5 separate regions of the Mus musculus genome follow, and all the other regions are linked to region 2. Evidence: chromatin loops called from intact Hi-C (ENCODE). Cell type or tissue: left cerebral cortex. All regions are shown on one strand.

Evidence for each region. Peaks named below come from ENCODE experiments on the same cell type or tissue, not always from the same donor. Only the 100,000 strongest peaks of a DNase experiment are listed, where the experiment ranks them.
Region 1: a loop joins it to region 2, with 3 times the contacts of the local background. A loop is called at or near these places in 26 of 42 quality-filtered maps.
Region 3: a loop joins it to region 2, with 6 times the contacts of the local background. A loop is called at or near these places in 3 of 42 quality-filtered maps.
Region 4: a loop joins it to region 2, with 6 times the contacts of the local background. A loop is called at or near these places in 7 of 42 quality-filtered maps.
Region 5: it touches region 2 in a loop (4-fold over the local background); 16 of 42 quality-filtered maps call a loop at or near these places.

What each region holds. Positions count from the first base shown.
Region 1 is chr9:111,548,981-111,553,980 of GRCm38, reverse strand. No RefSeq gene overlaps it. Among named protein-coding and RNA genes, the nearest start is that of Gm36088, 22 kb to the left of the region's middle. In left cerebral cortex, a CTCF peak has its summit at 2,329 (motif pointing left); a DNase peak (open chromatin) is centred at 2,330.
Region 2 is chr9:111,915,824-111,920,823 of GRCm38, reverse strand. It overlaps 4930545L08Rik (RIKEN cDNA 4930545L08 gene), which reads left to right and starts at 2,095. Exons shown (of 2, transcript NR_166641.1): 1 at 2,095-2,535. In left cerebral cortex, CTCF peaks have their summits at 2,056 (motif pointing right) and 3,437 (motif pointing right); DNase peaks (open chromatin) are centred at 2,064 and 3,455.
Region 3 is chr9:113,642,615-113,647,614 of GRCm38, reverse strand. It overlaps Gm36745 (a long non-coding RNA gene), which reads left to right and starts at 4,007. Exons shown (of 5, transcript XR_379913.3): 1 at 4,007-4,182. In left cerebral cortex, a CTCF peak has its summit at 1,907 (motif pointing right); DNase peaks (open chromatin) are centred at 1,939, 2,623, 3,351, 3,796 and 4 more places; H3K27ac peaks cover 1,931 bases.
Region 4 is chr9:111,353,513-111,358,512 of GRCm38, reverse strand. The region is part of intron 8 of Trank1 (tetratricopeptide repeat and ankyrin repeat containing 1); the gene reads right to left. Among named protein-coding and RNA genes, the nearest start is that of Trank1, 44 kb to the right of the region's middle. In left cerebral cortex, a CTCF peak has its summit at 1,985 (motif pointing left); a DNase peak (open chromatin) is centred at 1,959.
Region 5 is chr9:111,569,875-111,574,874 of GRCm38, reverse strand. Stac (src homology three (SH3) and cysteine rich domain) reads left to right here. Exons shown (of 11, transcript NM_016853.3): 9 at 2,323-2,374; 10 at 2,474-2,611. It overlaps Gm36088 (a long non-coding RNA gene), which reads right to left and starts at 965. Exons shown (of 3, transcript XR_379898.3): 1 at 716-965; 2 at 1-32. In left cerebral cortex, a CTCF peak has its summit at 3,094 (motif pointing left); DNase peaks (open chromatin) are centred at 861 and 3,100.

The DNA of each region.
Region 1 (5,000 bases), 370 kb after region 2:
GTTTGCATGTCAGGAACCCTTAATCTCAAGTTGTGGGTGGTGTCCAAGTAAAGTAGAGAGAGTAAGTCTGTGCCTGAAATTAACCCCGAGACTTCTTATGCTGGTACCCCATTAGAAACAGCAAATAAAAACCCAGTGCCCTAACAGGTGGCCCTAAGGTGGTGGCCGATGGGATTCCTGTGCTCAGCGTGGTTGTATAAATTCGCAGGTCATTTCCTCAACTATAAATCAGCAAGACCCAAGGGTTGGTACGGGGTGTCAGATATGAAGATCTCGGTATAGGTTCTGGCTTTTGATAATTACTGTGCATGAGGGCATGAAGTTGTCTCCTCCTGAACCATTTACCCATGATGATCCATTATCATTTCTTGACTGTCTATGCTCTGCCAAGGTAGGATGTCCTATCTTGCCCTGCTTCATAAATTCTGATGTTGCTAGTCCCTCTGTCACTAGATTATGAGCAATGTACGAGAAAGAACTGACCTTTGTCATAGTTTCAGGAATACACATTTGTGTGTAAGATAGTTGACTCTTTTTTCCTTATACCCAGCACAATCCTCTCTAGAGAGAGGAAGTGTTCAACAAACCGTAACATTTTCCATCAAAATGAATATGTATCCAAAGCAGAAGTACCAGCCAGCCTGGGTCTCTTTGTTCTTTGAAAATCCAGAGAAAGATATTTGGGAGTTTCAAGTTCTTTATACAAACAAGTATAAAAACCTTTGTCACAATTTCTAGAAAGATCCAAAGACTATGTTCTGATTTGCCTCACTGAGCCTATGACCTTGAAAGCTGTTTCTGACTCGGGCTAGAGGCAAAATTCTGTCACTTCAACATTGTTTACAAGAAATCCACCCTATAAATCATGTGCTGGGCTTAGAAGAATTGACCCGATGAGGTCAACAGAGAAGTCCAGGGGGAATCTTAGCTGGGCTGTCCACCATTTCCCTGAGCCTTCCTCCCTGCTCCCCTCTGCTCTCCCTAACCCTCCCCCTACCAGCCCCCAAGGAACCCATCTTCTTCCAGAAATTCTTCCTCCTGTCCTCAGCAGATCAAAGAGCTCAGTAAGCCCGGGGGGGGGGGGGGGCCTTTGAGAACTCTTCCCCTCTGTAAAAAAACCTCATGAATTTTAATACATTATAATTAATAATTATGATTAATGAATTATTGAATATAAATTATGTAAATACAATTTTTAGTTACAAACCAAGAGCTTTTACTCGGAATGATGATAGGAGAAGCCCTAAGGGTTTATACCTCTAGTCCCTAGTCCTGGCAGTTGCAGAAAACAGACCCCTGTCTGTGGCATGAGCTTTACGGTCCCTGGTGAGGGCACCATGGGAAGCCACCCAGGACGTCATCTCCCAAGTGAAACCATGTCAGCCTCCTAAACCTGATTCTAAGATTCTCAGCACTTTCCCCGCTCGAGGACCAGTCAGTGTGAGTGGAGCCGTATCTATTGGCTCCCTAAACTCATCCTTTCGTGCTGGACATGGAATTGTTTCTAGGTGTTCTCTGGACTTCGTGCATGCATACATGTGAACACGTGGACGTGCACACATGACTTCTATTGGGTTTCCGATTTGAAAACTGATAGCTATAGAAAATAGATTACTTTTGGAAAACCCCAAACTGACAGGCTAGAAAAGAAACAATCAGAAATTCTTAGTGAGTTTCACTCTCAGAAATAAAAGGGCGGGGGGGGGGGCTTGTTGTGATGCTCAGCAAGTAAGAGTGATCCCCACTCTTTCAGGGACCAGAGTTTGGTTCCTAGAACCCGTGTCAGGGTATTCACAACCTCCTGTGACTCCAGCTCCTAAGAGATCGATCCATTGTCTCTGGCTCCACAGTGACCAGCACTGGTGTGCACATTCCCACACACAAACACATAATGAAAAATAAATCTTTTTAAATGAAAAATGGGAAGCAGGCACAGAACCTCAAAACGTTCCTCACATGAGAGCGACTGACAGTGCTTCCGGTTTCTCTTCACTATCCCTATTGCGTCAGCTCCTTGCGGCTTCCACCATGGAAGGTCTCTGGCCTTCTTCCCTTCACGGGAATTCAGCTCTGATTGCCTTCCCTCCATCCTTCCAAAAAGCATAGTGTGTGTGATGAATACAAGAACAGTGACAACAGTATTTGCTCCTGGGTAAGTCTAGATCCACTATTAATCTAGACATGTATTCTAAAATACAACACCTGTAAATGACATAGTCCGTGAAAGATTATTTTATCATTTTAGTAACACTGGGTATCATCCAGAGAACTGTAGTCAACACCCCAAAGAGACACTCTCACATCCGTGTTTGCTGCAGCAGCGCCTCCCAGTGGTCGGAACTGTAACTGCAGGTTGTCATATTAAGTCGAACTCGGGAAGACAAACAGTACATTTTCTCTCCTTTGTGGATCATAGATGTATAGATACGTGAGTTCATGCACCAACATATGACACGAAGGTTGAAGTAGCCTATGGATGTGAATTAGGCTAACAGGCAGAGAAAGGGAAAGAAAGGGAGGCGAGGGAAGACATGGGAGGTGGTATCCTCAGAGTTCATCATATGCCCATATGAAAATATCCTTATATCAACCAGTACCGTGTGCAATGTGTTTATACTAATCTTGTCAAGTTTTCCTGTTGTTCTTCCAGAATATTATCTTCCTACTAGGAAGCTACTTGTCTCATAGCTTTTGACCACGAGGCTTCTGTCTTTTCATGTTTCAGAATTTTCATCATCCATTTAGAATGCGAATGGTTAATGTTTCTTGCAAACCAGAAAGAGTGCACTGGTCGCCTCTGACTCTCCCCTTCACTGCTCTGGAACCTGAGGGTAAAGCAGAGGAACCAAGACTTAGCCCACGCCCCTATCGACTGGTCGCCGCCTCCCTCAGGGGCTATGGGCAAAATTCTTTATGCTTATATGGTCCCTATGTCTGCGACTCTCAAAGCATTTTTTTTTTCAGAGATTAAATCAGGACTCTCATATGACCCTGGTTAATAAATGTCAAGCCTTCTATGTGAAAGCTCAGAATATCCTTTTGGGGAAGGTGGCTGACAGCCTTATCTTCCACGCAAATAAACTGAGGCATGGCGAAATGCTTCAGAATTGCTGCCGAGGCGCCCCTCCTTACGTGCGCACGCGTGGTTCATATGAAGGCCAGGGGTTCACAGGGGCACAGATAGCGTATGCAGGGATCCCCAGAGGCACAGATGGGGTTCTTGGGGACAATACCTACTAGTTCCAGTATTTGCCTAACACGGCTGTGCAGGTTATGGGATATGGGGGTGGGGGGAGGTGCTGAGACAGAGGTTGCCTTAATTGGAGAAAGCATCAGCGTCAACGAGATCGGTTCATAACACCGTGCAATATGGAATCCAATACGAGCCTACACACTTCCTGCCTGCGGTCAAGTCCCCACGGCCACCACAAACCTGTGCCAGGGAGCAGGGCGCAAAGAGAGGCTGAGAAATAGCTCTGTGCCCTGGCAGGGGCAGAGACCTTTCATCCGCATTTGAAGAAGAGCCTGACCAGCCTGTCAGCTTCACATGGTGTGAAAGACTGTGGGAGGTGCAGGGACTAGGCGGAGACCTTGGCTGCGTTTCAGAGGATCAGCTCCCAAGACCCATAGCAGCTGAATCACAACTTCACAACCCCTATAACTCCAACTCCAGGGCATCTGATGCCCTTTTCTGGCCACCTCAGGCATCTACACATAGGTTCATTTACACACACACACATACACACCACACCACACCACACCACACCACACCACACCACACCACACCACACACACACACCACACACACACATACCTCCCATATTACAAACAACACACACACACCACTCACACCACAACACACACACGCACACACATACACCACTTACATACCATACACACCACACACAACACTCACACCACACACACATACATACACATACCACAACTAAAACCTAAAATAAATTTTTGCAGTAAAAGGTTTCAGAGCAGCCCTTGAGCCCACACCTCATCAGACTCTGGGCACTGCCACCTCTCTGTTCCTGCTTTCCTCAGACCAAAACTTTCCACCTCTTTCTCCTCCTAATATGACCATGACAGTAGGTGACATTTATTATCAGACACTACACAATCAGTGTCTAACATGCTATGGCTTTGCAGGCCTGGCCCATGAGGACCTAACCTGGAACAGTATCTCGAGATTTCCTGGCTCCGGGTCTGGTTAGCTCACAGAGAAAGCTCATGTGGGAATTGAATTGCAGAAAGGACGCAGCTCCCATTCTCTCAGTGCTCTGAAAATTGGGAGAGGTACATGGCACCTAGGAGCTGGCGCTGTGTGTCCCTCAGTCCCGTGTACCTCTCACCATTAGCTTCTGCACACATAAATGTGACTCAGCTCTGCATGTGAGCACTGAGCTGAGCTTACAGGTAAAACATGCAGGACCCCCTCTGACCCTCAGGAGTTCCCACTGTCCTCACACCCCACCCAGCCGACCTGCCTGGCTATTGGAGTGCTGAATTACCTTTTAAAAATACTGTATTTCTCTCTCTCTCTCTCTCTCTCTCTCTCTATATATATATATATATATATATGTGTGTGTGTGTGTGTGTGTGTGTGTGTGTGTGTGTGTGTGTGTGTGTGTAAGAGGGAGGTAGAGGGAGGAAGGAGAACCAAACAGGACCGTGTGTGTCAGCGTATGCATGTGGATGACAGATGAGAAACTCAGGTGACCTTTGTTTATGTTAAACTGCCTGGCCTGAGGCCTGCTATGGATTCTCCAGTCTCTGCCTTCCATCTCTTCTTTGGAGACCTAGGATTACAGATGAATGCTACAGAGGATTCTGGGAATCCCAACTCAGATCCCACACTAGCACCACACTCAGAGCACTTTATGCACTGAGCCATCTCTCCAGCCTGACACACCCATTTCTTTAGGGCACTGCTCTCAGCCTCTTCTGCAAAGCCAGACTCTGCCATCTCCCACTGGGAGCATCCAGGTTTC
Region 2 (5,000 bases):
GGGACCAGCAGGAACACCAGGAGAAGTTCTCAGCTGTGCCTCTTTCAGGGAAAGGATGATCACTGAAGATGCAAGACCTACAGCATTGACAGCTAGCTGTACCGGCAAACCAAGCTCTCTGTTTTCATCACTCCATGGAGTCCTACTTATACCCTCCAAACATCAGGTGTCCTCCACGTGCCTTGCATGTGCATTCAATGAGCCCAAGTCCGGGGAAGCAGCAAGAAACTGCAGTACACCGCCAGAAGATTGTGGTCATTTCTCTCTATGGCATCCTGACAAACGCAGTTCAACTGCTCATTGTAAGGCAGAACAATAAACGTGTGTCATTAGCACAGCATCTTTCATCACGTTTCCTTTCACATGCTTGTTTGAGCAGCACATCCTCTCTCCTGTGTCTGCTTCAGCAAAATGTTCCTTCATGTGTTTTCTCAAACAAAACACCATCCAGCCGATTTTACAAAGAACCCTTACATTTCCACTTCACTCACAGGCACACAGTAAATAATACATGTAAAAAGATTTCTAAACCAATTTTTTTTTCAAAATATACTACACAAATAAAAAATAGGATAGCTACACACATCAGCTTCCCTAAACAGATGTCTGCATTGCAGTATGAGGGCCAACATAAGGCAGCCTTAGCTGATTCCAGACTAAATAACTTGTTACTGGCACAGATACAAAGCCCCGATCTCTGTGGCTTACGATGATAATTTTTGAGAGTGGTAATTCAACTCAAGATACCAGCATGATTGTGAAATGAAGCTATCTTCTCTGTTGGATATTTCACACGAATTGTGCTTTAAACTTGAACTCTTGTTAGTCACACACTCAGATGCAATTCTCTCAGGCTACCCAACAAAATTCTATGCCATCATCTTAAGGAGTGATGATAACAATACAGTAGCGTGCCCACTGCTTCTGTCAACTGGGGATTCCGAAGGCTAAATCACCTTTACAAATTATTCCTTTTAATTATACTATTCTAAAAATGTAGTCTTATTAATGGGCGTTCTTATGGTCACAATACATGACATGCCTCCAAGGTCAGATACGGTTTTGGCCACCAAAGTACATACCTTTCTTACCTGTGAAATAACTGGAATCTAGGGGGGAATTTTAGCACCTTGAGGCCACTTCTGCAGTTGCTGTAAAGCACTAAAACTAAGCCCAGCTCTTCAGATTTCCAGTGCAGCGCATTTTGACTCACATTACAGGGTGCCTTGTATAATTATAGCTGCAAAGGTGGTGTGTGAGTAAAGACTGCTGAGAAAGCCAGGGATCAGAAGAAAATAAGACACACACCCCCCCCCCCCCACACACACACACATTGGGTTGTTGTCAAGAATGCTTACCCCAGGCTGGAGAGATGGATCAGCCATTAAAGGCTAGGCTCACAACCAAAAATATAAGAAGGGTTTCCCTCCAATCAATCACATTAAAGAGATGTGTGTGGTACTAGAGACCCCACCTTCTGTATTTAGTGGGTCTTCTAAACCTACGCCTCTTTCATTTCCCCCTCCTCTAGCCTCCCTTTGCAAACAGAAGTGGAGCACAGTGTGTGGGGGTGGCAAGGGGGGGTCCATGGGGCTGAAACCAATGCTGGAGAATTTTACAGTCAAGCTGACTGAATGGGTTCCCTGTATGAGCCAGGGACGAAGCTGTTTGCTAATTTGAGAGTGTTCAATATCGATGCTATTCCAACTCGTTTATCTTATAAAGCCGGGAGAATGGCTTTTAGATGCTTTTCCTGGGGCACAGAATTGAATTCTCTAACTGACCTTGTAAAATTGTCTCAAAAAAAAAAAAAAAAAAAAAAAAGAAGAAGAAGAAGCTGGCCAGTTTTTCTTTTCCTCTCCTTTACTGTGGGTTAAACATGCAGAAACTGTGTTTCATTTGAGGTTTTTCTCTCGGTTATCATCACCCTCCACAATGCAAATGCGTTTGCATTTGGGCAAAATGACCCAAAAGAACCAAGACTATCTTGAGGAAAGCTATGTCCAAGTGGCGGAAGCTCTGGAACACACAGCACACAAGGCACAACGAGCGACAGCAGGTGGCGCTCTCCACCAGCTCCAGCGCCGGCGCCTCAAGCACAGCTCAGCATCCTGCACTGGACCAGATGAAAACAGGGTCCTGATGTATGGGATGTCTATGGTAGGAAGTTCCAAGCAGGGGAGGGTTGGTACTTACAGACTTGCATCGCGAGTTTGAAACGTTAAAAATATTGAGACGGAAGCTCTGAGTTCCTGAACTGGAGATTCCAGGATGAACTTGGGCGACTCACTAAGAAGCAACTATGGGGCAGGCCACCCACCATGCCCTGCACTTGCAGGTGTGTGTACACATGCCTGTGAAGGCACACCCATGGAAATGGAAAGTGCTGACTTTCTCTGCTACTCACAGTTAACAGCCTCACTTGGAATTTCTGTCTGCGCAGCTTCCATTCAAACTCTTCTAACTGCCTGTGGGCTTGCAGAGGCTCCAGGATACCCACCCACTCTTGCCTGTTCCCTGGCTCTTCTCTTTCAGGTAAATAACCGCCATTTTGTTTCTCCGTCTTGTTCCAGGTGGGTGCTTGTCTTCCATTTTCCCTTTTTATTCTTTTTAACCAATAGAAAACTGTTTTAATTTAATTTAACTTTATTTATTTTCTTTGCCCTAGGGTTTAACCACAGGGAGACTAATGAGTTCTTACAATCTACCAACCCCCAACAAAAAGTGTTTTATTGGTTAACTCCCTTACAATGTTATAGAGGGAAATGAATTTTAGGCATTACTCTTTGTGTCAAAAATATTAAGAAATATATAGCATAGAGTTGTTGGTTGGTACTTTTTTTTTCTGAATTGTGTGTATGGGAGGGGGGTATCTCTGTGAACAACCTAGCCTTGAACTCATTAAATGGATGAGACTGGCTTTGAACTCCTAATCATCTCAATTTTGTCTCCTGAATGCTAAGACTGAAGACTTGCACCACCACACGGACTAATTGGGTTCTTATTGGGTTCTTGTTTTGTTTCATTTCTTCTTCTTCTTCTTCTTCTTTTTCTTCTTTTTATTTTTTTTTTTTATTTTTTTTTTTTTTGGTTGGTTTGTTTGGTTTGGCTTGGTTTGGATCGGTTTTTGCATTTCTTCCACATACATAGAATTACCCTCTCCAGCAAAACACCTTACATCAAACATGAGGTACCTCGAGCATTAGGGACTCCCAGTAGACAACTGGAGTCTCAGGAATGACCTTCACTTGCTCATTTCAAAATTATGTCTCTGATTTCTCTCAGATTCTTAAAAATATATCCCCTGTGGACAGATGACTCCATCTCTAGCGGTGCTCATGGAAGCTCACCTGCCTGCCTTTGAGTTTGTGAAATAGGATGCTACTTTCTTTCCTTTAGAGACCAAACACGAAGCCCTCTTCTCTTTGCAGCCTCCAGAGGGCAGTGTTCCCCTTTTATTCATCCCGGCTTAGGGCGGTCTGAAGCAGTTGCTTGGGGTCTTGTTTAAACAGCAGCAGAAGGGGAATGGCCAACGACGACAAAGGCGCATCGGTTTACAGCGCCAGAAAGATGCTTACATGCTTATACAGTGTCATAGTTCCCCTTGATTGCTCAGAAGATGAGAACTCTGCAATGTAAAACTGAGTCAAAGCCTCCTACAAAGAAGACTGATAGTGATCTGAAGTTTGTGTGTGAAGTGGGAGGCGGTGGGGAGAGGGATTCCCCTGTCCCTGGATCAGCACTGGCACGGGATGATGTGAGACAAAAAGAAATGTAGCCTGGATTCTGAAGGATACATAGGAGAGCTTTGGGCTGACAAGAGGAGAAGGAAAAATCTACCCGTGGATAGAAGAAGGGTCATGCCAGCCACCAGAGGGAAGCCTGGAGACAGAAGATGCCCTGCCAGGGGGTTGGCCTTGCAGGGTGCGCGGGGTCACGTGGGAGACACTGTGGAGGGTACCTCAGAGGCTGGCCTTTGCTAACGGATAGCCTTGTGGCAGCGAAGGCAAGATGCCTGCTTTGTTGACTTTCTCCCAAATTTCTGTGTCCAGAGGAAACTGTACACTACCACTCCCCTGTAGTTGTTCCTGATTCTTGGAGTGCTGAGGAGGGCATTTTGATTGGAGTCTGGATGGGGAATTTAAGGTCAATACAGTATGTGTACACCCATCGCCCTCTGTGTGGAGGAAGTGCTCCATGCTTCAGTGGTTAAGAGCACTTGCTGCTCTGGCAGAGGACCAGCGTGATGTTCCCAGCACCCACATCCGGCAATTCACAATTGCATGTAATTCCGACCGCTAGTCATTCTACTTTCTCTTCTGGCCTCCCTGGGTACCTACATGGGCCTGTAGACTGACTCTCTCTCTCTCTCTCTCTCTCTCTCTCTCTCTCTCTCTCTCTCTCACACACACACACACACACACACACTGAAATAAACCTTTAAGGGTTAAAAAAAAAACCCAAGTGTTTTGTGTCTTAGGAACATGTGTCACCATGTTCCTGCTCTGATGAGAAGCCCCACTTGCAGTGACTGTCACGACAGCTCCCGTAGATGGCGGCCTATAATGGATTGGATTCCATTATATAATGTAGTGGATTACATTATAACTTGGATTATCTTTGGTCACAACTAAGTTGTATAAAACACCAGTAAAAAGTTGCTAGTTTTAGGAGGTCCTTGTGGAAAAGGTGTTACTATTGTGCTTTAGATCCTATGGAAATATGAGCTAGTTTCTGCTTAATCTCTGAAGAGAGTGCTTACATGTGGGGTTCATTTCCAACTCAATAGAAAAATTAAGGGTTTTTGTTGTTGTTTTGGAAATACAAAAGGTTCTTTTCTATGTGACAAGGTGATCTATAATGACTTTTCTCCAGCTTCATAAAAGTGGTGATAACAGGCCACAACGTCTCCATTCTCCTTGGTTGTAGTCTTGGTTCCTCCATACTTCATTTAGGCTTTCACATCACTGTACAAGAGTTTCTGTCAAAACTCAGTGTAT
Region 3 (5,000 bases), 1.7 Mb before region 2:
GAGCTGAGCTGGGTCTGGGAAGCTTCCAGCTTCTACGGTGCTTCTGCCGCTGCTGCTGCACTAGCAGGTAGCCTGAACTCTGGGATTTCAGCAAGCTTTGAGCATGCTATTCCAGGTCGGTTAAGTATTTAGCTCAACAGCCACGCTGGAGGTCTCCTCTCACTTTGCCTCACTTTGTTGGAATAGAAGAATCGTGACCCAGAGAAGATAGCGTCTGGGATATGGTGGAACTGGGCTTTCAATATGATCGAATGTTAAAGTTTCTAAAATTTCTCTTTCTTTGGAGTTTATTTATAGGTGCTTTTGTTCCGTCTGTCTACCCATCCGTCTGTTTGTCAGTTGGTCCATCCACCCACCCACCCATCCATGTTTTCCCCTACTTAGCCATTCAGAATTATATGTTTGAGCCTGTGGATGTGGATCAGTTGGTAGAATGCTGGCCTAGTATCCAGAAGCTCTGGGCTAGGTACCCAGCAGCACACAAAGCTGGTGCCTATAATCCCAAACTTGGGAGGTGGAGGAAGGGGGATGAGAAGTGCAAGGTCATCCAAGGTCATCCTTTGGCTAAATAGCAGGTTTGAGATCATCCTGGACTGTTTCTTTGGAGACAAGGCTGGCCTCTAGACCAGGCTGGCCTCAAACTTCTCCCTCTCCCTCTCCCTCTCCCTCTCCCTCTCCCTCTCCCTCTCCCTCTCCCTCTCCCTCTCCCTCTCCCTCTCCCTCTCCCTCTCCCTCTCCCTCTCCCTCTCCCTCTCCCTCTCCCTCTCCCTCTCCCTCTCCCTCTCCCTCTCCCTCTCCCTCTCTCTCTCTCTCTCTCTCTCTCTCTCTCTCTCTCTCTCTTTTATCTTGCCAGTCATAGTGGTATACATCTTTAATCCCAGCACTTGCGAGGGAAAGCAAGACAATCTCTGTGAGTTTGAGGTCAGCTGGTCTGCACAGTGAGTTTCAGGACAGCAAGAACTACACAGAGAAACCCTGTCTCAAAACACCAACAACAAAAATGGGGGGGGAGGGAGAGAGAGAGAGAGAGAGTATATAAAAACTAACTAAATTAAATTGCAAGGTGACAGACTTATATTCTAGGTTCTAGGGATATTGCTGCTGCCGCCTGGTATTTGCATTTTGAGTGAGAGTGAGGTTGAAGGAGAAAGCGTGAAGTGAATGCTGTATTAAAATGTATGAGGCAAATATGATAACCATTACACTGTGGAAACCTCTCCCCATGTGGAGCAGTCATGGGTGCGAGCAGGAGCTGGCCTCTATGTCTAAGAGTCAAAGATAAGATCTGGGAGGAGGGCTGGCATAGTAGTATTGGAACATTCTTAGAGGTGTCATGTTTTCTGTAAGGTGAAATGCCCACAGCTGAAAGGACAGGGTTTGTGGCCATCCAGGGTGGTACCTGCACCACTGTGGTTGACTGTGTGAAGATCCAGACAGTGATCACTAAGATGGTTTCTCATCACCCCAGAAGATGTGCTTCGGAGATGGAAGCAAACCACATTCAAAGTGTTTCTCAGTTAATAGGCTTAGTTCATAGTCACTTCCTGCATCAGGCCATATTCAATGGCAGAAGTACTTACTACTACTCCTAGTGTGTCTGAGCACGTGTGCTGAGGCTCACGACTGGAGGTCAGAGGGCACCATGTGGAGTTGTTTCTATCCTTCCACCTTTATGTGGGACCCAGTGATTGAACTCAGGTCAGGCTTGTACCGAAAGCATCCCCAGTCCCCGACCCTTGCCACTGGGACAGATGTATTTCTGCTGTGCAAACCTTCAGCCTGCCGCTTCAGCAAAACTGATACTGATGTTTGGGTCTAGGGAAAGGGGGAGATGGTGGCCGCAGCTGACAGAATTCAATAGTCTATTGGGTATGGAATAAGAATGGCAACCCCATAGGTGACCACAAGATGGCGACATCTCACAATTTATGTTTCAAGACCTCGCAGCAGGGATTTTTCTTCTGGCCTCTTAGCCTTGTTCTAAAATTGGTTCAAGTTTTCTTTTGAGTTAACAGTGTGATCAGAGCCCTGTGATGAGGCTCTGTGGTGGCTCCCCACCAGGAGCTGAAGAATTCTTGTCTTGTGAATCCAGGAAGGATAGATGAAAGGGTGGGTTCCCCAGGGTTAGGTGAGAACATGAAGGTTAGTGTTCACAGTCCTGTCCTCCCCCCCCCCCCCCCCCCCGTCTGTACCCCCTCCCCCACACTCCCCGTCCCCAGCCACCAACGATGCGCTAGCGCCCTGCACCTGCACACCCACCCCAGACCTTGCAGAGTGTGGAGAAGAAGATACTTAGTTGCTATTTATTTGCTATTCTGCATGAATAGACACATAGCTGGAGGTTTTCTGTTAATACAGCGTCTGTGAGGTGTGTGTGTGTGTGTGTGTGTGTGTGTGTGTGTGTGTGTGTGTGTGTTAGGCGATGGGCTGGAAGGGTTTGAAGGAAGGGTAGGAGAACACTCTAAATGGACGTAGGCTGTGATCTTGCACTAAAAACCTGAGGACCCGGCCAGGTTTTCTGCTTGGTTTTACTGTTTGCCCCTAGGGCTAATTTTAATGGGAACAATTTCACGTCGTCCCTTGTCCTTTGGCCACATCAGCACTTAGGTCACTGTCTTTATTGCAGGGACAGAGGAGAGGTCTCAAAGCATCTAATTGCAAAGGGCAGCAGCCACTTCTACAAGTCAGCATCATTTGTTCAATGCTCTGCAAACCCTGCTTGGCCCAAAGTAGGTCAGGCTGGAGGAAAGCAGTTGGGTGTGTGTGTGTATGAAGCATCGGTTCAGAGGGCTCCGAAGTGAACATTCCTCAGTCGCCTGGTGCCTTGGCCCCAAGGTCTTTTGGGTGCCTGCTCTCACCCTTATATCAAATATGAGCCATCTTTCCTTCCTTCCTTCCTTCCTTCCTTCCTTCCTTCCTTCCTTCCTTTCTTCCTTCCTTCCTTCCTTCCTTCCTTCCTCCCTCCCTCCCTCCCTCCCTCCCTCCCTCCCTCCCTGCCTTCTTCCTTCCTTTCTTTCTTTCTTTCTTTCTTTCTTTCTTTCTTTCTTTCTTTCTTTCTTTCTTTCTTTCATTTGTTCACAAAGCTATTGAAAGCTGTCCTCTCCAGACTCCATCCCAGATTCTGGAGCCCAGGAGAGGGAGAGGACCTCTCAGAATGCTTGGGACATTCTGGGGAACTTGTGAGTCCTCCGAGACATGCCAGCCGGGTGCTAACTTACTCTCTTTTCTCACATACAGAACAGGAATTATTTTGTTCCTAGCAATATTACCAGCCTCACAGGATGACGGTGGGAGAGCATCAAACAGTCTGTGTATACAGCATGCATGGTCAGCATGGGGCCTGGCTGTGGGAGGCAGCTTGTCCTTTGAGCAGGTGCTCAAGGTGGATTTTTGTAGCCAAGGGTGTGAGCTTTTACTATACCCTGCTTCACCAGATGGCACTGGTGTCCTAAACCCAGTGAACCTAACAGACACCCTTCCCTAAGGTGCCCAAGACTGAGTTTGTGAGCTGACAGCATGATGAATTGTTTAAGGGCACAGGCCCTCGAGCTGCCCCGTCCATGGTAAATCCCAGTCGGACAATTACTGACTGCAGGCTTTAAGCCAATTACTTAGGGTCTCAGCGTTTCAGTTTCTAACCTGTAAAATAACAGCAGCTTTCTGAATACAGCAGTTACGAGCACTTAGGCCCTGGAGGGCTGCAGCTGCTTCAACGCTCTGCTGTGGTCATCGCTCCTGTTGTTCCAGCTAACTTGCTAATGGTGCTCCGGCAATAAATTTAACGGCGATTGGACAGTGTGGACCTGTGATCTCACATCTCTGGATGCCGTTTCCTGAACACTAGGCAGGTGGAAAGAGAGCAGGCGGGAGAGGGGGCGGTTACAGGCGGGAGAGCAGGGGTGGGTAGTGGCGGGACTATAACGGTAGGGTTGTGGTGAGGATGAAGGCAAGGTGGTGAGGAACTGGTGGTACCGTTGCTGGGGTGAAGTGTACAGACAGATGAGGTGTTGGTCGTGTGGCGGGGGGTGGGGATGGGGTGGGATCACTTCACTCACAGTCTCAGAGGGCTCGTGCACGTATGACTCTGGTACAGGGCCGCTGGTGAAGCAGTACTTCTCGAGGGTAGGAACCTGTGGAGGAGGCAGCTCGAATTCCCCGAACCTCCCCAAACAGCACAGCCAGGTAAGGACCAAACACTCAACATGTGAGCCCCCTTTAGGGCACATTTTAAAGTCAGAGCAAAACAGGCGATGGAGGTGGTAGGTGGTCAGCTGGTTTGGTGTGGTCCGTGGGATAACAGTAGGGTGTTGGTGGAGGAGGGATAATGAGGGACTGGTGCTGGCAGGAGGAAGGATGGGATAGCTGTTGCTGGAGCTGTGGGGAGGTAGTGTGGGGTCGGGCACTGGCAGGGTCGGGAGGTAAGACACGCCTTCTCTCAGCTCTGTGACCAGCACCACAGGTCGCCTTCAGGAACTGACATGACTCCAGCCCCTCAGGATGCCAACTGTTTTCTTGGAGGTCCTGGTGTGTTGGCAACTATACCAGTTTCTGATCATTGCCTAATAAATTGCCTCATTCATTTATGGACGTTTTACTAAAGTAATTGATCAAGTAATATATTTTTTATTTTCTGGCTTTGTGTGTGTGTGTGCATGCATATGTGTGCTCATGTGGAGACACAGGGTTAATGTCGGGATTCATCCTGTATCTCACTTCCTTCTTACTCATTGAGGCAGGCCTCTTAATCAAACCCAGAGCTCACCGATATGGCTAGTCTCAGTAGCCAGCTTGCTCTGAGGGTCCCGTCTCTGCCTTCTGAGGGTGGAATTTCAGGCTGACTATCACACCTCTCCTACATTTCTGTGGATTTAGGGGGACCCAAACTCCAGTACTCATGCTCGTATGAAAAGTGCTTTAGCCAGTGGGTCATCTTTGCAGCCCTGTTACATTTATACAATTTAAAAATATTTATTTTATGTGTATGGATATTTTGCCTGGAT
Region 4 (5,000 bases), 560 kb after region 2:
TCCAGGCTCCGCCCCACAGTTACCTGGCAACAGCCAGGTGTGCCTGACTTGCTGCTTGCCCCCTCCTCTCTCTCTCTTGCTTTCTTGCTCTTTGCTCTGTCCACCCCCTCCCTATTCCCCCTCCCCCCTCTCTCTCCACATGCTCATGGCGCTCTCTCTCTCTCTCTCTCTCTCTCTCTCTCTCTCTCTCTCTCCCCTACCCTCTCAACTCCCCTCCCCATGCCCTTAATAGACTCTACTCTATGCCTCAGAATGGGCCCACAGAGGCACCCCCATCCCCCACACCTGACTACACATCCACCAAACATATTCTCTCTCCTTATCTTTTTATAAAACCCAACACATACCCCAAGTTTTTAAATGCTAAACTTTAACTGTTTAGACCCTAAAACCTTCCATAATTATCTAAGGTTTACCATCTAAAGTTCTTTTAGGATAGTTTCCTGATTTGCTCAGAAAGAAAAAAAAAGAAGCATTCAATTTTACAATAGCCTAAACCTCAGCCAGTATCTACAGAAGAGACAAATGACTGCAGCATATAAAAATTATTTCAGCACCAGCTTTTATTGATAGCACTACAAAAACTTTAAGGCACATGAGCAAAACAGCTTTCATGAGCCCAAAGTCAAAGTGAAGGCCCATCAATGTCAGGGGCGCACAGAATGCTTAAGAGACCAGAGGAAGTCCAGGCAGAGTTATATTATCTGCTATGCCTTCTCCACACACCTGGATAGGAGAGAAGGAAGGATAGAGGGGAGAGAGATAGAGGCCTCTGAACCTAATTTCTTTCCTTTTGTTTATCCTTTGAGCCTACAACTACACCGAAACCAACAGTTTCCTACCAGGCTGACGGGAGTTTGCCACTTCTCCCTGCGCAGTGCCTTTAAAAAGCCTTTCAGAAAGATCATTCTTCCCACAGGAAAATTAGGTTAGCATAAAAGTCACAGAAAAATTAACAGGAAAAAAAAAAAAAAAAAAACAAGCCAAGCCATGATTGCAGGATATAGACTAGTTAAGAAGGCAGCTGCAGACTGGAAAACCTTCAGCTTGTGAGGCAGGGGTCATAAAATGTTATAAACAACACAGAGGTTTAGAAGGGCCATTCTAAATGTGACAAATGGTGTCCCTGAATGAAGGCTGCAGGTGTTTTTTTATTACGTAAAATTTCTGTTCCTTTTTTTCAAAAGTTCCATAAGCTTAGTATGAAACAAAAGAAACATCAGAAAACAAAATTGTTTGTATGCTGTAATCAAAGATTTTTTTTAAAAAGATGACTATTGGCTTAAACATAAGCAAGAAAGGCAAAATGAAAATATACCAAAGAATAATTAACAACACATTGGTGTTGGTACACAAAATTCCATTTTTGCAAATTTTCTACAGTGATCATATTTAGTAAATAAAAATAAAAATATTTGAAATCAAAATTAAAAAGAACTTCTGAAATTGCAATCGAGCTCAGAATTTGTCAAAAATAGACACAAATCATTTAAAAAAGAGACTTCAGTTTTACCCAAAGTCTACACTCAAGGTATAAAAGACAAAACTAATAAGTTTTATTACACACAGTTTACTCAAGCTAACATATCAGTACCAATTTATAAAAGAAAAAGAAAACCAATACCTACACATAGAATAAAAGACTAAATGACCAGTTCCCAGACACATCAAGTTTTCCTGGTAGGCGAATCCATGGGAAATTAGTATTTGCTTTCTACATTTCATGAATTTTCTTTAAAATACTAGTTTACAAAAAAAGAGGAAACATATCTGACATCCTAGAACCACAGCCTGAGGCTGCACTCACTGACAAGGGGCAGTCTCCTGGCAAAAAACAGCCAGCTCCCCTTCAGAGCTGGACCCGGAGCTCATTAGGCAAAGCCTAGGGTGGGTATGAGACCACAGGCAGCAGCAGATAAAGGCTCCTGGTCCTAAGAAAAGGCCTAGCAGCAGCAACCAGAGCACATGGACATGATGCCATCTGGTGGTGACCATCAAGAGCTGTCAAAGACAATTTTACAATCTTGATTGACCAAGATTAAAGCTTTATTGCTCAAAATGGCATTCCCTGGTGAGAGGTGAGAAATGCCGAATCTAGTGTCCCTCTTAACTTCCCAAACCGAAATTTGCATGCACATATGTGCATATAAACATTGAGAAGTATCGGTCTTGAGAACAGTAGAAATATTCAGCAAAATCATGTGTTTCTCACTTGATGCCAAAGACCACACTATCCAGAGAGATCAGTCCCACCAGCAGTGAATGGTGTCCACAACGTACAGAAACAGTAAATGGAGAAAGCGCTGTCAGTCCTGTTCTGTACGCGTGTTCATTCTTCCCGGTGCAAAACCAACAAGCCCTGTCCATCGGATCAGTGCTAAGCTCAGGACCACACGTGTAAAAACTCATCGGATCAGTGCTGAGCTCAGGACCACATGTGTAAAAACTCATCGGATCACACAGCAGACTGATCAAGATGGATTCATGAGCCCACAGGGCGGATTCTCCACAAACTAGTACTTTTACTTGTCCTCTCAGTTGATGACAATGTGGAGGTAGAGCCCACACAAGCAAAGTTAGATTCATCTTCACGCCAGTACCCCAACACCCTTTTCCTTGGCTTCTTCATCTTCTCAACTACTGTTTGGATATAAAGGCCTCTTGAAGGGCTAAAATTTAAAAGTAGTCAGATACAGTGACCATTAGTTTACCTATATAAATACATAAACCATATACATTAATAGCCATATGTGACTAATGGCTATCATGAGACTAGAGACACAGAACAGTCCATCTCCTCAGACATCACATTACATGGAGCTGATTTTAAATAAAAAACTATTCCGTTCTCGTTATAGTTTTTTAAATTGTACAACGGGAAAAATCTTAAAAACAAAATAGATGTAGGCAACTCCAGGCAGCTATATACCTTCAAAGGGACCGTGTGGTACGCCATCCTACTCAGAATTGCATTCAAGGACAAACTTGTAGGACACTTTGATAAATACAGGAGAACTCAATTTACAATCCCTTCCTGCCACTAACTTCTTTTCTTGCTTGATTAGATCCTTTTATATTTTCACTTTTAATTCTGCGTTTCTCTATTGTCGTTCTTTCACTATTTCATCATAGCAAGAAATACCACTTCTGCACAATCAGTACTGAGAGCTGGGTCCAGTGAGAGCTGGGACCAACTGAGAACTAGACTCTGCATCGGACTGCAAGCACTGCTACCAGGCTCCCTGGGGAGACGGCTAGCAGTCCTGGAATACTCTGCATTCCTCTTCTGCATGCTTTCCTGCCAGTGAGTACAACTTCACCCTGATGAGCACAATGAAGACAAGCATAGAGTCCACTGAGCCTAGTCTCTTGGTTCCAAAACCAGCTACTTAATTAATGTCAGAGAAGAGCAGGAGGAAGGCTGTCTCAGAGTTAGGGTATGGCTCAGAGGTAGAGCACTACTTAGCAAGGATAAGGCTCTGGGTTCCAACCCCAGCATCACGAAAAATAAATAAAGCCTGAATCAGATAAAATGCTTTTAGGGTTAGATGATGTTAAAAGGCTCCATTAAAAAACTATATTTGAGCTATTCTAAGAATTAAGACAAGAATTAATAATATTTTGTAAACATGTCAGCCACTTCAATCTACTAACAGTTCTTTTAAGTTTTCCTAAAACTTCAAAATTCATAGGCAAAGCAACCTCTTTTGTTACTTTAGATTTCTAAAATTGTGAAGGCCATTCTGAAACTGAGATTATATAAACAAGCTATCAGAAAGCATGTCACAATTGTTGGTTAATTACACTGCCCTACAGAGGGAGAAAAATCTCAATTTCTTAAAACATGAATACATTTAAAAAAAACCTGGTCTATCACAGTCTGAAGGGTGGGCATCCATGGGAAGGAGGGAGGATTGAGATGCCACAAATGTTTCCCTCTTCTTATTATCATGACCTCAAGAACACAACAGAAGGGACTTTAAATTAGTAAGTAAAAGTTAAAACAATCTCCCCAACAACAACAAAAAAAATTGCCTTATGGAAGCTGAAGAGCTAGGCCAGGGGGTTAAAAATACTTAATGTTCTCCAAGAGTACCCAGGTTTGATTCCCATCTCCAACACATCAGCTCACAGTCACCTGTAACTCCAGTTCAAGGGGATCTGACACCCTTGTCTAGACTCTTGGGGTACTACATATACATGGTGCACTTACACCCCTGTAGGTAAAACACTCACACCCATAAAACAAAATAATAAATAAATCTTTCAAAAACCTCATTAAACTCTGCCAATTCCAAAATCCTGAGATGACATCAGACTGTCTCCCAAGGTGGCCTTCATTTACCCGTACAAGGGAGAGGATGGGTCTTTCTGAGGAATTTAAATACCTTGGGGATACAAACAGTAACCATTTCATCTAGTCTTCCATTTACAAACATAAGTGGCAGAAGAATGGGGAGATAGTTAAGAGAAAACAATAGCATCAGGGAGAAGCAGGAAAAAGAAGAGCAAAATCTCAAAAGGAACAGAAATCATCCCGGGTGGGGGAGATATCCTCGAATGTAACCCAAGATGAGGTAGATGAGAACAAAGATCCACTACAGTAAGAAGCATGCTGGAGAGAAGGTTCAGCTTCTAAAAGCACTGGCTGCCCTGCTAGAGAACCTGGGCTCAATCCCAGCACCCACAAGGCAGCTCACAACCATGTGTAGCTCTGGTTTCTGTGGATCTAATACTCTCTTCTGGCCTCTGAGAGCAGCAGGCACGCCGAGGTGCAATGATATGCATGCATGTAAAACAGTCATACACATCAAATAAAATTTCTCAAGAAAAAAAAATAATCAAAACAAGAAAGAATTCTTAGAAATTAAAATCATGGTTTTCCAAATCTTAAATTGTAGCAGTAAGCAATGGGGATTATAACAGGAAAAGCTGAAAAAATTAAGTATATGCATGTGAGAGGGAAGTAGATAAACTACAACTGGCAAATTTAGCCAATG
Region 5 (5,000 bases), 350 kb after region 2:
AAATGTCACCCGCGTTTACTGCTTCGGGGCTGCTGTAACAGAGTGGGTAGAGAGTGTGACTTTTGCCCTACATTCTTAATCTTTCAGTGATCCATCCCCTTCACATGAGATTCTAAATCCTGAAGTATCCACACAAAATTATAAAAATATTAATACATTTTGTGAAGGAAAGCACAGCTGTTCCAACAGAGGCAGAGGCCATAGGTCAACGGACTTCAGAAGAAGAAAAGGGCTGGGGAGATGGCTCAGTGTCTAAGGTGCTTAAAGTGAAGGGTGAGGACCTGAGTTCAAATCCCCCGGAACCCATGTAAAACCCAGACATGGTAGAGCATGTCTGTCACCCCAGTACCCTTAGGGCAAGATGGGAGGTGGAAATAAGAAGATATCTATGGGCGTTCCTGGAGGCCAGCAAGCCTTGGATATGCAGTACACCAGTAAACAACAAAACAGCCTGCATCCAATAAGGTGGAAGGGAGGACTGATACGCAAGATTCCCCTCTGATTCCCAAGTACTCGATGTGGTACCCACACTTACATCATGCACTAACACATCAGACACAAGAAATAAAAGAGGATAAGGAAGAGGAGGAGGGAAACGAGGAAGAAGAGGGTCAGGGAAAGGAAGAAGTGCACTGGAGAACTCAACCAGCATACAGACTCCCTACCCATTGCTTTGCCATAGCCCCTTGGGGCTCCATGAGAGCTCTTCACACACCTGAGCCTTCCAAAGGTAGCAATCCATGACTGGAGTCTTCCTTCTGAGCTGCCCTTGAATAAACCTGACAGGTTCCACTGATCACTGTCTCCATAGTTTTCTGTGGAACCGCAGGGAGCATGGCGTGGTGCCTACATGGGAAGCCTGGACCAAAATAACTGAGACTTGGCAGTGACCGCAGAAGAGATTGAGGCAGGAGAACAAAGTGAACACAGGAATCTAATCTGCTCTGCTCCGTTCTGCTCTGCTCTGTCCGGCTCCCAAGGATCTCAAAAATGAGGGTTTTTAAAAGAGTGCTTCTGATACTGCACAAAATAAAACAGTGGAGGCCGTAGACATAAGCAGTCAGTCAGAATAGAGATGGGTGATACCCACTGTCTACCAACTTTGTAAGGCTAATAACATAGGAATTCAAATGATGTGAATTCATCTAGTAAGAGAACAGCTAGACTTCATAAGAATGTTGGGAGGGGAACAGGAAAGAACAGGAATCTTGGGAGATTCCCAGATAACCAAAGGCCCAAAAATGACAGGCCATTGTGGCACAACCTGGGCATCCCCACACCAGGAGGCTGAAGCCAGCAGACCACAGCAAGTTCAAGACAAGCTTGGGCTACAAAATAAGTCCCAGGCCAGCCTGGGCAACAATGTGATAATAGGTCTTAATTTTTTTTTAAATTTGTACTCATAAAAAAATGAAAATAAACCCCTGGGTATAGGAGTCAATTCAAACACTGGGCAAAATCCCCGACTCTGGGTTTTCAGTAACATTGACTGCTCTAAGTTCCTCCCTCCCTGTGTGTGCTCTCCTTCCCATAGCTTGAGATATTGCAGTACCTCTCACAAATGTGGGGCCTTCTGTCCCTTGAGTCTGGAGTAGCCTTAGAAATTGCATTGGGCTCTAAAGAGGCAAACATGCAAAGAGAGCCTTCCCTCATCCTTATTTACTTACTGAGTTTGAGACCAGCCTGATCAACATACATGAAACCTTGCCTCACCCATACTCTGCTTTTCTTCTCTTTTCTTTTGTAAATTTCACCTGCATTGGCATTTGTCAGCATGTACGTCTGTGTGAGGGTGGCAGATCCTCTGGACCGGAAGCTACAGACAGTTGTAAGATGCCATGTGGGTGTTGGGAATTGAATCTGTGTCCTCTGGTTGAGCAGCCAAGTGCTCTTAACCACTGAGACATCGCCCCAGTCTTGCCTGTGTGCTTTTTAATCCAATCAAACCATCCCAAATAAAGATAATAATAAGGAGAATGACTGGCTTTAATAATTACTAAACAATATAAAAGCAAAATATAGCCTGTATCTACATATCAAATGCATGAGGAAATTGGATAGGAAATACAGAAGATGGGAGGAAGATATACTTTGGGGCAAAATATACCCTGATACTTATTGAATACTAAGCCTGGCCATTTTTGCAATGTGAATATTTACTTTCCGTTTCCTTGGAAGGGAAGAGCCAGTGGAAACATGCTTCCTTTACTTCTATTTATTTTAGGATAATTTGCGTGAATGAAAAACTACCTCACGCTAAAGAGTATTTTCTCTTCCTCATCTGACTTCTGCCCCCCTAACTCATGCATCCTTCATTTTTAGGCCAGGAGACATGATCACTCTCCTAGAAGACTCCAATGAAGACTGGTGGAAAGTAAGTGTTTCAGACTTTAAAAAGAAATAAGAATCCTTTGGTGATGACAGTTACAATAAATGTTGCATTTGCCACTGAACGCCTCCTCTTCCATTTCAGGGAAAGATTCAGGACAGGGTTGGTTTCTTTCCAGCCAACTTTGTTCAGAGAGTAGAAGAGCATGAGAAGATTTATAGGTGTGTTCGAACCTTCATTGGCTGCAAGGACCAGGGGCAGATAACACTGAAAGAGAACCAGGTAAGTAAAGATCACACACACACACACACACACACACACACACACACACACACACACCACAAACAGGGACAAAAGAAGTGTGCCTCTTGAGAAAAGATGATTATAAGCCCAAGGTACAAGGGTAGTTAGAATCCTACATGCAAAACTGACATGCCAGGAACCTTCTGCTTTTATTATTATAATGGAACACCATAACTAAAAGTAAGTTGGTGGGGAGAGTGTTTATTTTAGCTTGGAGTTTCAGACCATGAAAGTCCAGAATGGCTGGGAAGGCTCAGGCATGGCAACAGGCAATGAAAACCTCACAACAGGAAGAGGAAGCTGTCCAATCGCATTTCATTCCAACAAGAGAGACAGGAAGTGGGAATAACCGATAAAGCCTCAAAGCCCGCCCCTAGTGACTCACTCTCTCCAGCAAGGCTCCACCTACTAAAGGTCCTGTATCCTCTCCAAACAGTGCCACCTGCTGGGGACCAGATGTTCAGATACCTGAGCCTGTAGGAAACCTTCCTCATTCAAACCACTACACTCACTCACCCAATGGTATCTGTCAGAGCACTTGCATCTGTAGTCACTGAAGTTAGCAGCTACTCCAGTTTTTACTCTGGGCCGGCCCCCACCAATACGTCATCACCTAAAGAGAAACATGGCATTGTGTGGTGCTGTGTTCCAGGGTTTGGTGTGTTGGCTCCAATCACATGAAGCCCACTCAGATTTCCTTCTCAAGACCCAAGCCTCTATGGGTCTCCTAAAGGACATAATAACATAAGACAGAGACAAAATACAGAGGAAAAAATCAACTCAGGCAGAGACTCTGGACATTTCCCTGTACCTAATCGACACATTCCTGATACCTTCTGCTCTGTTGATTGTCCTGAGCCCTCTGCCTCTATAATGTGCTTAGTCACTTCCTTCTGGACTCCTTACCCAGCCCCTGGAATATAGACAGAAACAAACAGGACAGCACAGCTCAGTTCTGCCCTGCTCCTCTCTGGATGTCTCCCTCCAGCACAGAGAGGGTGTCCTTCTGTCCCTCCAGCACAGCAAGGGTGTCCTTCTGTCCTTCTGTCCTACTTATTTCTTCTCACTGTGCATGCACCGTCTTCAGTGCTGGGCAAAACATGATCGTATCTCCAAGACCGATCTGGATGTGTTAGAGGAGGATGCTGGGAGCCAGAAGTTAGAATTTTCCTTTCTTTCACAATGAAGTCTCACAGATGATTGATTGCCAATATCCAGTTTGGGAAGTCAGAAGTTTGCCTCTTTCTGCATTCTTGGTAACAATATAGTAACTCCAGCATTTCTCAAGGCAATCAATGGATATCTCTAGTTGAGTATGAAATATGAGAAGGCTCAGTCTTCAAGAAATTAAATAATGAAATATGAATTCATAATGTAATACTTGTCTGTCCAACACAGTTGCTCCAAATGTACCTTAGATGGCATTATTTATTATTTTATTGTATGTGTGTGGAGATTGTGCCAGTGTAGATGTCTGAGCACTACATGCATGCCTGATGCTGTAGAGGCCAGGTGGGACACTGAATCCCCTGTGATCTAGAGTTGCTAGTCAACATGTGGGTGCTGAGAATTGAACCTGAGTCCTCTGGAAGAGCAGCCAGTGCTGTTGTCATCTCTCTAGCCATCCTCTCCCATTTTGGGTGGATTACCTTCAAAGACAGTTCTGAAGTCTCACACACACACACACACACACACACACACACACACACACACACAATCAGTCATTACTTTATAATTATAACTGATTTATTGTTCTAAAATAATGTTTTACTCAATTTAATCAACAGTTTTCTTTCCTATATGTGACTCCAAATGACTTTTTCAACTTGACAGATGTCTCCTCACTCTGGACATCTAGTTCACCCCTTGTAATTCCAGCACCCAGGAAACACAGGCAAGAAAATTTCAAGTTCAAAGTCTGTATGTAGTGAGTTAAAAGCTAGGCTGAACTGCATAGCAACCAAGAACCTGTCTCAAAATAGCAAAGGCTTAGGATAGAACTCAGTGATAAAACACAAGGCCCAGAGCTTGCTTTCCAGTGTTTAAAAGAAAGAAGCCCCACACAAAAATAATGATTCTTTTTTTTTCCTTGTAGCTAGTCAATAGAATGTCAAAAAGAAAAAAAAAAAAGAAAGGAAAGGAAAAGAAACATCTAAATAAAAGTACAATGTGAAGAAATGGCTTTTACAAAAAAAAATTGTCTATTACTTTTAAAATCAAGCAAATAAAAATGATTGAAGGTAACATACCAGTAAATCAAAACATAGTTTTCCATATATTTTAACAACAGCAGCAGACGAAGCTGGTGAAATTGGTTTTCTATAAATGCTAGTATGCATCGGCTCCCGAATTTTCATAGTTGCTTCAG